Linked DNA regions of Homo sapiens: all the other regions are linked to region 2. A link is a contact called in ENCODE Hi-C data. All regions are on one chromosome and are shown on one strand. Each heading gives the region's core, a stretch centred on a gene start or an enhancer-like site at or near the end of the contact. The rest is flanking DNA. Distances are from core to core; before and after follow the strand shown.

Region 1 (2,749 bases), core at 114-2,613, 4.6 Mb before region 2:
GCTTTTTTTTTTTTTTTTTTTTTTTTTTTTTGAGACAGAGTTTTGCTCTTGTTGCCCAGGCTGGAATGCAATGGCGCGATCTCCAGCTCACCGCAACCTCCGCCTCCCGGGCTCAAGCAATTCGCCTGCCTCAGCCTCCCGAGTAGCTGGGATTACAGGCATCTGCCACCACACCCGGCTAATTTTGTATTTTTAGTAGAGACGGGGTTTCTTCATGTTGGTCAGGGTGGTCTAGAACTCCCAACCTCAGGTGATCCGCCCGCCGCAGCCTCCCAAAGTGTTGGGATTACAGGCGTGAGCCACCGCGCCCGGCCGAATCCTGCTTGTTTTAATGTATTCATTAAAAATGTCTCCATTATAGAGTAAAACGACTCAACGCCATGGCAGAGAGCAAGAAACGAAGTACCCTTAAAGCCGTAGTTGGTACAGGTAATGATTCCGTGGGGTCTATTAGGCCACAGGGACTCAAAATCCAGAAGAGGAGGGAATGCTGATAATTACCTAACACCAACGTTGCTGCTGGCTTCTCAGCCGTAGTCACCTCCCACTCAGATGTTTTGGAAATTGTCCAGTGTTCAGAAACATCACTTTCTCTGACCTTTTACAAAATTCCTGTGTTTCAGGATTTTAAAGTGCGTGAGAAAGGAGTCTAATTTGCAGTCACCAAAAACACCAAATACAGAGAGAGGACTGGGGAGAATGAATTGCTAAGACTTAGCTACCAAATGTGTATCAAGATAGGTGTAAAGATCCCAGGTGAAGTGAGGCACTGGAGAGGGTACACTTTTAACTTAGTGTATAGCTAAAACCCAAAGATGTGTGTCAGATCGAGGGAAACTTTTTTCCTCCTCTTCAAAATCTTTTTTCCGTTTGCAGAGCTCCAGACGTCCTCGCCCTTTGGAACAGCGGAGAGTCATTTAAAACTTAACTGAACGCTGGAGGGAAGTTCTACTTACCAGGTCATCCAATTTAGGAGATCCAATTTCTGCGGAGGGAACAAAAAGACGGGTGGGGGAGGGAAAAACTAGACCCCTTGTCCTACTATCCTTCTACCTTCAATCCACAACCTGCCAGACAAATCCAGCCAAGTCAAGATTTTGCCTTGAACCACCACCACCACCACCACCACCACCGCCGCCACCACCACCACCACCACCGCCGCCACCACCACAACCACCACCACCTTGTCACTCACGCCCGAGAAACACGCCCCTCTGGTCCTCCTCTTGGCCAATGGCGGCTCTCCTCTCTGCATAGTAATGAGCTCGAGACCTCCCCGGGCCAATGGCGCTCCGGGAGAAGGGATACTTTTGCATGTACCTAAGTGATTTGCATAAGCCAGCGGCCGGGGGTTTGGGAACCAGAGCGTGCAACCCTAGAAGGGAAAAGGACGGGAAGAGATTGAGCCGCGGCTGGGAGACAGCGAGCCAGAGTCTGGGTGTTTGTGCGAGAGCCACGGCGGGGGCTGGGGCGAGTGGCCGGCATGGCTGAAGGCTGCGCTCTGCAACCTTGAAGAGCCGCTGCATTGAGAGGCCAGGGACAGGGAGACCGGTGCGATGGCAGAGCGCGGCCCCCGCCGCTGCGCCGGGCCGGCCCGGCTGGCGTGAGCCGCCGGAGGAGCGGGGCTGCCTCTGCGCGTCCATGGAGCAGCGGGAAGGGCGAAACTCCGGAGCGCCGCGTCCCTGCGCCGCTGCGGCGGACTGCTGAAGGGGCCGAGCCCGCGCGGACCGCCGAGGAAGAGACCCCCGCTCCAGCCCGCAGGCCGGCTGCCCGGGGGCGGCGGGGGACATCGGAGGGCAGCGGAGCGAGCAGCGCCGCGGGAGAGGCCGGCGCGGGAGGCGGCCGCAGCAATGCCGGGCCCGCTAGGGCTGCTCTGCTTCCTCGCCCTGGGGCTGCTCGGCTCGGCCGGGCCCAGCGGCGCGGCGCCGCCTCTCTGCGCGGCGCCCTGCAGCTGCGACGGCGACCGTCGGGTGGACTGCTCCGGGAAGGGGCTGACGGCCGTGCCCGAGGGGCTCAGCGCCTTCACCCAAGCGCTGTGAGTGCGGGCGGCGGGGACGCGAGGGGGGGGGAGGAAACGGGGCCCAGCGGGGGGCGCCGCGGGGCGGAGCCAGGGGTCAGTCCCACCCCACCCCGCCCCGCCGCCGCCCGGGCCTGGGGAGGGGGTCCGCCGGTCACCTGCGTGCGGGCTGCCTGGCACCCACTCCTGTGCCACGGGCTTTCCGCACTTTGCTAGTCCGGGTTCGAGCCAGCAGTAGCTTTCGTTCCCAGACTTTTTGGGCACAAGCACCCTCCCACCCCACCGCGCACACCCCCAACTCACAAGTGCATCTGGGGCCAAGAAGGAGGAAGTAATCTAAAAACGCTTGCCCCTGGCAGCCTGTCCACGCGACCTTCCCTTCTCATGAGGGCCCTCGCTCAGCGGGCAGGAGTTCCGCTACTGGCGGGGCTGAGGGCGCCGAGAACTTGGCCTCAGTCTGCATACCGAGGCATGTCTCGTGGGGAAGCACCTGGAGCCTCCTGGGTTCCAGCATGTGGGGAGAAGAAACACCTGTACCTCAGTCAGGGCGAATCTCCTTCCAATTTGGCCCCATCCAGGTAGTGCGTCCCGGCACCTACCTCGGCCCAGTTCCACTCGGGACTACCCCACTAACGCCCAGGCTTCTGCAGCACGCAGGGGAGTCCGAGAAAACAAGGGAGAATTACAGGGTTCTGTTGGTGGACATGCTCTTACCCAACAAGGCCTTTTAAA
Region 2 (3,086 bases), core at 435-2,934:
CTACTGTTTCATTCAATAACATGGAAGAATTTAGAAAATATTATGGCTTTTGCAAAACATATTGTATATTTCATTTATGTAAAACTTAAAGACTATAGTGATATTAACATTTATGCAAAACTTAAAGACTAAAGTGATATTAAACAAATTAATAGTTTCCTGGATCTAGGTATAGGATAAAGTATTGAATGGGATTGGGTACAATAGAAGGTTTTTGGGTGATGGAAAACTTACATATCTTGAATGTGGTGATCACATGTTTGTTAAAACTCAGTGAACTCTACAATCAAAATAAGTGCATAATATTATATGTAAATTATACATCTATAAAAAATTAACCAGCAAGTATATCAAAAAGCCGACAATGGTTTCTGAGACGCTGTCACTATACATCCTACCTTTTTGTAATGTTTGAAAATTTTTACATAAGCAGAAATAACTAATAGAATGCAAAAATAAAATAAAATAAAATAAAAGCATTTGTGTGGAGACGAGATCAGTAACTTTAGTATCACCTGTGGGTTTACTGGAAATGAATCTCAGGTCCCACCTTATACTTACTAAATCAGCAAGTAAATTTTAACTAGTTGCCCAGCTGATTCTCATACTTATTAAAATTTGAGGAGAATCATTAAAACATTTCTCAGTAGATGAAACTTTATTATTTCTCTCGGAAGGATAAATGACTTCTAAATACCAGAAACTAGTGGAAATGTCAACTAATGCCACATTTATGACGCTAGATTCATCGTCATAATAATGGATTTTATATTCTGCCCTCTGTTCTGGAATAGCACTGTCACTAAGAAGGGAGAAAAGGGTGCTGATGTTTACTTGGAATTTTGGCTTTAATTTCTAGGACACCAGAGTCCCATCTCATAAAAAAAGGTAGCATGAACTACCCAGAGCTGTACCACTCATTCATTTATAAATGGTAAGGCAAGGTTAGCAGGAAGAGCTTTGGAACCGTAGCGAAGCTTTTCCATCCCTTCCCTGCATTGCTACCCACAGCAGGTGTTTCCTGGAACCTAGGCTTTGGCCACAAGCCCAGCGGTCGCGGGGCGGGGGTAGGCGGAGCTGTGGGTGAGGAAGGGGCAATGCCTTAAGGGGGCGCAGCTGAGCTGTGGGACTGGTTGGTGTCGCGAGAAGAGGGGGGCGTTGCCGCAGAGAGGCGAGGCGGGGCAGAGCTGCGGGGTGGGGGCGGGGCGTTGCCGCTGGGGCGGAGCCGAGCCAGTGGAGGGCGGTGGGGGCGGGGCAAGCGCGGAGGACCAGGGACCGGCTCCGGACCGCGCAGTTAGCGCCGCCTGGCCTGGGCCGGACCCGGTCAGGGTTCTCAAGCTGTCGTCCCTATGGGGCTGTGTTTTCCTTGTCCCGGGGAGTCCGCGCCTCCCACGCCGGACCTGGTGAGTAGAGCAGGTCCCTGCGTCCGCCGGGCCGCGCCTTGAGCACCTGTCCTCGGGTTGCGGGGCGGGCCGAGCCATTGTACCTGGTGGCGCAGGTCGAGAGCCCGCTGGGGGACCCTGCTAGCGAGGACGGGTGGACGCGTCAGGAGGGTCGTTGGGTCCTGTCAGAGCGACCTAGGCCGTCGCCTCCGTGTAGATCTCCACTTTTGTAACAAAAAGTTGTCGAAAGGCGGCTGTGGCGTCTTTCTACCTTCCACTGACTTTAGCTGCGCCGGATCTTCATAGGGCGCCGGCGCACGCAGAGGGCGTTACGCGTGGGACATTCCGGGGGATGTGGTAGATGGAATTCGGCGCGAAAAGACATTGCTTTCTCCGGGAGCTCTTTAGTCGTCTAGGAGATGTGCGTTTTCAACTGTGTCTACCATCTTTTAAAAGAAGGTGCTCGGAAAGTCGCTTATACGCCTGAGCTTTATCGGATATGTTTTTTTAATGATTTCTTTTTAGTATTTATCTCATTCTTTTACGTTCTCCCTTTAAAAGAATATGTAGTACAGAGTGTCCAATTTATAATGTCGTATTTAATAAAAATACTGGACACCCAGTTACATTCGAATTTCAGATATACAAGGAATACGTTTATAATATCGTTTTGTGCCATGCAATATTAGGGATCTAGTTCTACAAAAACATTACTCATTGCTTATCTGAAATTCAAATGTAGCTAGTGGGTGTGTGGTACAATACATGTACACTTTTTGTAGCTTTCTGTTAACAGTATCTTTACATTAGTACTCCTTACAGGGAGTTAACATAAACCTGTTTCTCTTCTCTAGCTAAAAATTAGTTGAAGAAAATGAAGTATTTTTGGGAAGTACATTAACTCTTCAGCTACTATAGATACTAAAAATTTAGTACTTATAAATTTGATGTGGGAAAGTTCAGCTTCTCTTTGTTGCTGCTGTTGTTTTAAATTAAGTTGATTTTGTTGTTCTGGCTGTCGATAAAATATAACATGTCAGATTTGTTAAGCCCTCCCCCCCATCCTCATACTATACCCTCTTCCCTTGATAACCACACGGCTCACTGCTTGGATGTCACTTTACCAGTGAAGCTTTTGCTGACCACGTTAAACAAAATATATTCCCCACAATACCACCCACCCATTCTCCCATTACTTATCTGCCATGCCATCTGACAGACGTTTACTTACTTCATTATATTTGTCTGTGCGCCCGCAATTGGAATTTGTTTCATTTGGGAGGAGACATTTATCTATGTTTTTACACTGTTGTATCCCAGCACCTAGAAAAAGGGCTTTATAATAAGTAGTACATGGTCTAGAAAAATAGCATTCACTGTTTTCTGATATGGAACAATACCTCTCATGAAATTACTCCAGTCCTTCCCTCCTACACACTGAGATTAGCCCACTTCATTTATTAACCTTTCCTAAAAACACCAGGTTACTTCAGACTCCATTTTAACCGGCAGTAACAAACCATGTATTTTCCTTTTTGTATTTGTAAACATTATTTGTTTTGTTATTGCCCTGACTAGCTTGTAGGCCTTTTTATTAAAAAAGAGAGTAAATAAATGATTATATAGGTAAACCTTGTATCTGTTTTAGCATGTGCTGATTTGAAGGCATATTGATTAGGAGAATGAAATTCAAAAAGTTGAGTA
Region 3 (3,027 bases), core at 487-2,986, 4.8 Mb after region 2:
TGGACAAGGTCTAAGACCATCCCCCAGCCAGTTTGCTCAGGTATGGGAAATACTCACATGGGAAATGGACAGTTTTTATTTTGAAAAACTGTGGGTGTGAAAGACCTCCCCAAAGCATCAGTTTGTCTTTGCTCAGCTATTAGAGCAGATATCCAGCCACAAGCCCTTGTATTTCTCAGAACGGATTGGACAGAAGCCTGTCTGGGTCCTAAATCTAGAGGGATGCATACCAAGCTCTCTCAGGGACCCAGGTAAAGTAACTTTCCTTAGACCTGAGATGGGTTGAGACCCACACCACATTGATAATTGTGGCCACATATCCTACTAGAATTCTCTCTGGCCTCTCAACCTTTTTCGTAGACTGAAAGTCATACACTGGTTTCTAGACAGTTGCTTTGCAAGACCTGCTTTGGTGGTCTTGAACCTTACTTTATGATATAGGAGTAACTGGCACTTGTTGCTCAGCCAAAACTGAGCGGTGAAGGATCCCATTTTTACATCCTGTTACACATGCTTCAAAGAAATGGTCAGCACAAAAAAGCCCACTCATAAGACAGTCAGTAAGCATGGTATAGCTCCTGCACATTCAGATCCCTAGAGAATGAAGAGCTGTTTTATCTCTCCAAAGTTTGCTTTTTTCTTGGTATGGTCATCGACGTTCTCCAGATGCCACAGGTTGGAGAGATAAAGGTGAGGGGCTGCCCTCAAGTGGTCTTACAGGCAGAAACTCCTAAAAGTGGATGGAGTGAAAGAACAGGAAAGGACAGTGTAAGAGCTCATTGGAGACACTTCCCAGAAGCCCAGGGGTGAAGGGCAGTGAGTGCTGGAGGCCCGTGTCAGCAGAGGGGCCAAGTGCTACCGAATGTGAATGTGGATGATCATCTTTAATGTGACCCTATGTGTTCTGTATTCCCGGTACGCGGTGCCATATTTTCCTTCAGATAAATTGAACTTAATTAACTCCCATCAGCAACACGACGCTGTCTGAGAAAAGCCATTTTATATGGAAATGTTCGTTGGGTGACGATTATCCAGTATTATTAATAGAATGAGCTCAGGGCCGTGCCCGGAGCGCCGAGGCTGCCCCGGCAGGAGTCGACGCTAACCAGCCTCCCCCATTCAGCGTCGCGAGGCGCGGGTTCCCGCTCCGTGCCAGGTGCAGAGGGCGACACCGGCGACGTGCCACTCCACTCGCCTCCCAAGGCGCCCCCTCAGATGTTTGCGAACGCACACCAAAGCGGGCTCAAGACAATTGCGCCTGAGACGCCGGGCAGGACCCTGCCCTACCCCTCAGGCTCCATTTCCTGTTCCCGCAAATGGTGATGCCATCGCTGCCCTGTCAGCCCCTCTGGGCTGTCGTGGGCCTCCAAGGAGACAAAAACGCGAAGGAGCTTTGTGAACTGTGGCGCGCAGTGCACCTGCATGAAACATGAAATTATGACTAAAAATAAAGAGTACGAGGGGGTAGGAGCGAGAGGCTGAGAGGCCCAGCGAGACAGGAGGCTGCGGGCGGAGACGCTGCGAGCGCCGCCGGGGCGGGCTGACTGGGAGGCGGCTCCGGGGCTGTCGTCCGGCCCCGCCCACCACTGATCCCCAGTGGCCCGAGGGCCCGGCCGCACCCTCTCTCCCGGCCTGCGGGCCGCTTCCCACCACAGACCCCGCCCCGCGCCCTACCCATCACGCGTCCCCGGTCCGGCTCCGGCGCTCACCTACCCCCGGCAGGCGCCGCCCCCGTGCCGTCCCTCCCGGAAGCGCCGGCGGAGCGTCCTCGCATGGAGCGCGAGCCCAGCGCCTCGGAGGCCGCCCCCGCGGCGGCCGCGCTCTTCGCCTGGGTACGTGACTCCGCCCCCGGGCCGGTGCAGGCCCTGAGGGGCGCCGAGATGTGGGAGCTGCTGGCCGCGGCGTGGGCAGTTCAGGGGCTGGGCGGCTGAGGTCCGAGCCGGGCTCTGGGTTGAAGGATCCTGGGCTGGGAGCGGAGGGGGAGCGGAGGAGGAGCGGGCGGGCGGGGAAGGAAGGGTCTTCGCGGTCGACTTAGGGGCCTGCCGGCTGGCGGGGTCAGGGCCGGAGGGGCTGTGGCGCCGCGGGAAGAACCTGCCTCGGGGCAGAGCGTCTGGTTCCGCGAGAGCCCTCCAGCCCGAATAGCGCCTGGAAGACAGCGCGGAGGGCTCGGTGGAGAGGATCGCCCGGTCCCAGAGCTCCGTGGGGCCACCTGTGCCCCCCACACTCCTGATGCCTGGAGGAGGGAGACCCTGTCCCAGCCTGGCGAAAGCATCCTTTAGATGTGAGGCCTGCGGTGTTTGGCCGCGCACAAGGCACAGACCCTGCCTATTTGCTGACACTCTGCTGTGACCGGTTCTTGCATGTGTTGGGGGAGTTGGGCTGCTGTTGGTTTGACGGGAGCATTGGGAGAGACAGGGTCATCTTGATGTGTGTCTGGGAGAGAGGAGGGTTCATGCACAGGAGCGTGGCAGGTGGCCGACCAGCATGCACGGGAACAAGCAGTCGCTGCGTCTTGTGCTTCTTCATAGCACGTATCACAATTGTAATGATGTGTATAATTTATTATTAACGTCAGTCTCTCTGGCTGGAAAGTAAGTGTGGTAAGAGTGGGTGCTGTGCCTGTCTTGTTCACGGTGCCTCTCTTGGTGTCTGGCACATTGTAGGTCCCCAGTAAATACTCGTTGACGAATGAATGAACGAGCATCTGTGTGCCTACCCATGTGCTGGTGTTGGGGAAATACACATGAGTGAAATACACGAGTGAAGGACTTCCAGCTCTTGTGTTGGGGGAGAGCAAAATTATAACCTGTATTGCTGTTAAAATCAGTATTAGTTGTCCAATTTTTAAAGAAGTAATGATCAGTACAAGGCGGCAATTGTTGAATGTGGGGCTGCAATTTGGCAGGAGGGAGAGCATGGCGTGACCTGCGGTAGTCTGGCTGGCTGGGCGTCTTTGAGGTGGCCCGGGAGCTGGGGGTGGAGTTGGGGATTGAATGTGTGCTGTCTCTGGCTTTTTCCAGGCAGGAG

What was found. Hi-C counts contacts between places; a loop is a spot of excess contacts on that map. Pooled maps may share reads with other maps.
Region 1: a loop to region 2 is called in a pooled map, with 13 times the contacts of the local background. The contact joins the promoter of LGR4 here to the promoter of LINC02718 in region 2. A Hi-C loop is called at or near these places in 4 of 50 pooled maps.
Region 3: a map of CD8-positive, alpha-beta T cell shows a loop between it and region 2 (22-fold over the local background). The contact joins the promoter of SERGEF here to the promoter of LINC02718 in region 2. A Hi-C loop is called at or near these places in 1 of 168 maps with a recorded cell type or tissue (CD8-positive, alpha-beta T cell), 1 of 37 single-sample maps with no recorded cell type and 7 of 50 pooled maps.

The regions. Positions count from the first base shown.
Region 1 is chr11:27,471,404-27,474,152 of GRCh38, reverse strand. LGR4 (leucine rich repeat containing G protein-coupled receptor 4) reads left to right here and starts at 1,363. Exons shown (of 18, transcript NM_018490.5): 1 at 1,363-2,035. The coding sequence starts at 1,851. LGR4-AS1 (LGR4 antisense RNA 1) reads right to left here and starts at 2,422. Exons shown (of 4, transcript NR_131170.1): 1 at 2,321-2,422; 2 at 1,196-1,375; 3 at 957-985. RefSeq lists silencers at 1,590-1,639, 1,770-1,939, 2,190-2,249.
Region 2 is chr11:22,828,012-22,831,097 of GRCh38, reverse strand. It overlaps LINC02718 (long intergenic non-protein coding RNA 2718), which reads right to left and starts at 1,684. Exons shown (of 11, transcript NR_187210.1): 1 at 1,487-1,684. SVIP (small VCP interacting protein) reads left to right here and starts at 1,297. Exons shown (of 4, transcript NM_148893.3): 1 at 1,297-1,403. The coding sequence starts at 1,350. RefSeq lists a silencer at 1,173-1,242 and an enhancer at 1,393-1,702.
Region 3 is chr11:18,011,756-18,014,782 of GRCh38, reverse strand. It overlaps SERGEF (secretion regulating guanine nucleotide exchange factor), which reads left to right and starts at 1,736. Exons shown (of 11, transcript NM_012139.4): 1 at 1,736-1,832. The coding sequence starts at 1,773. RefSeq lists enhancers at 1,019-1,068, 2,427-2,943, 2,944-3,027 and a silencer at 1,449-2,068.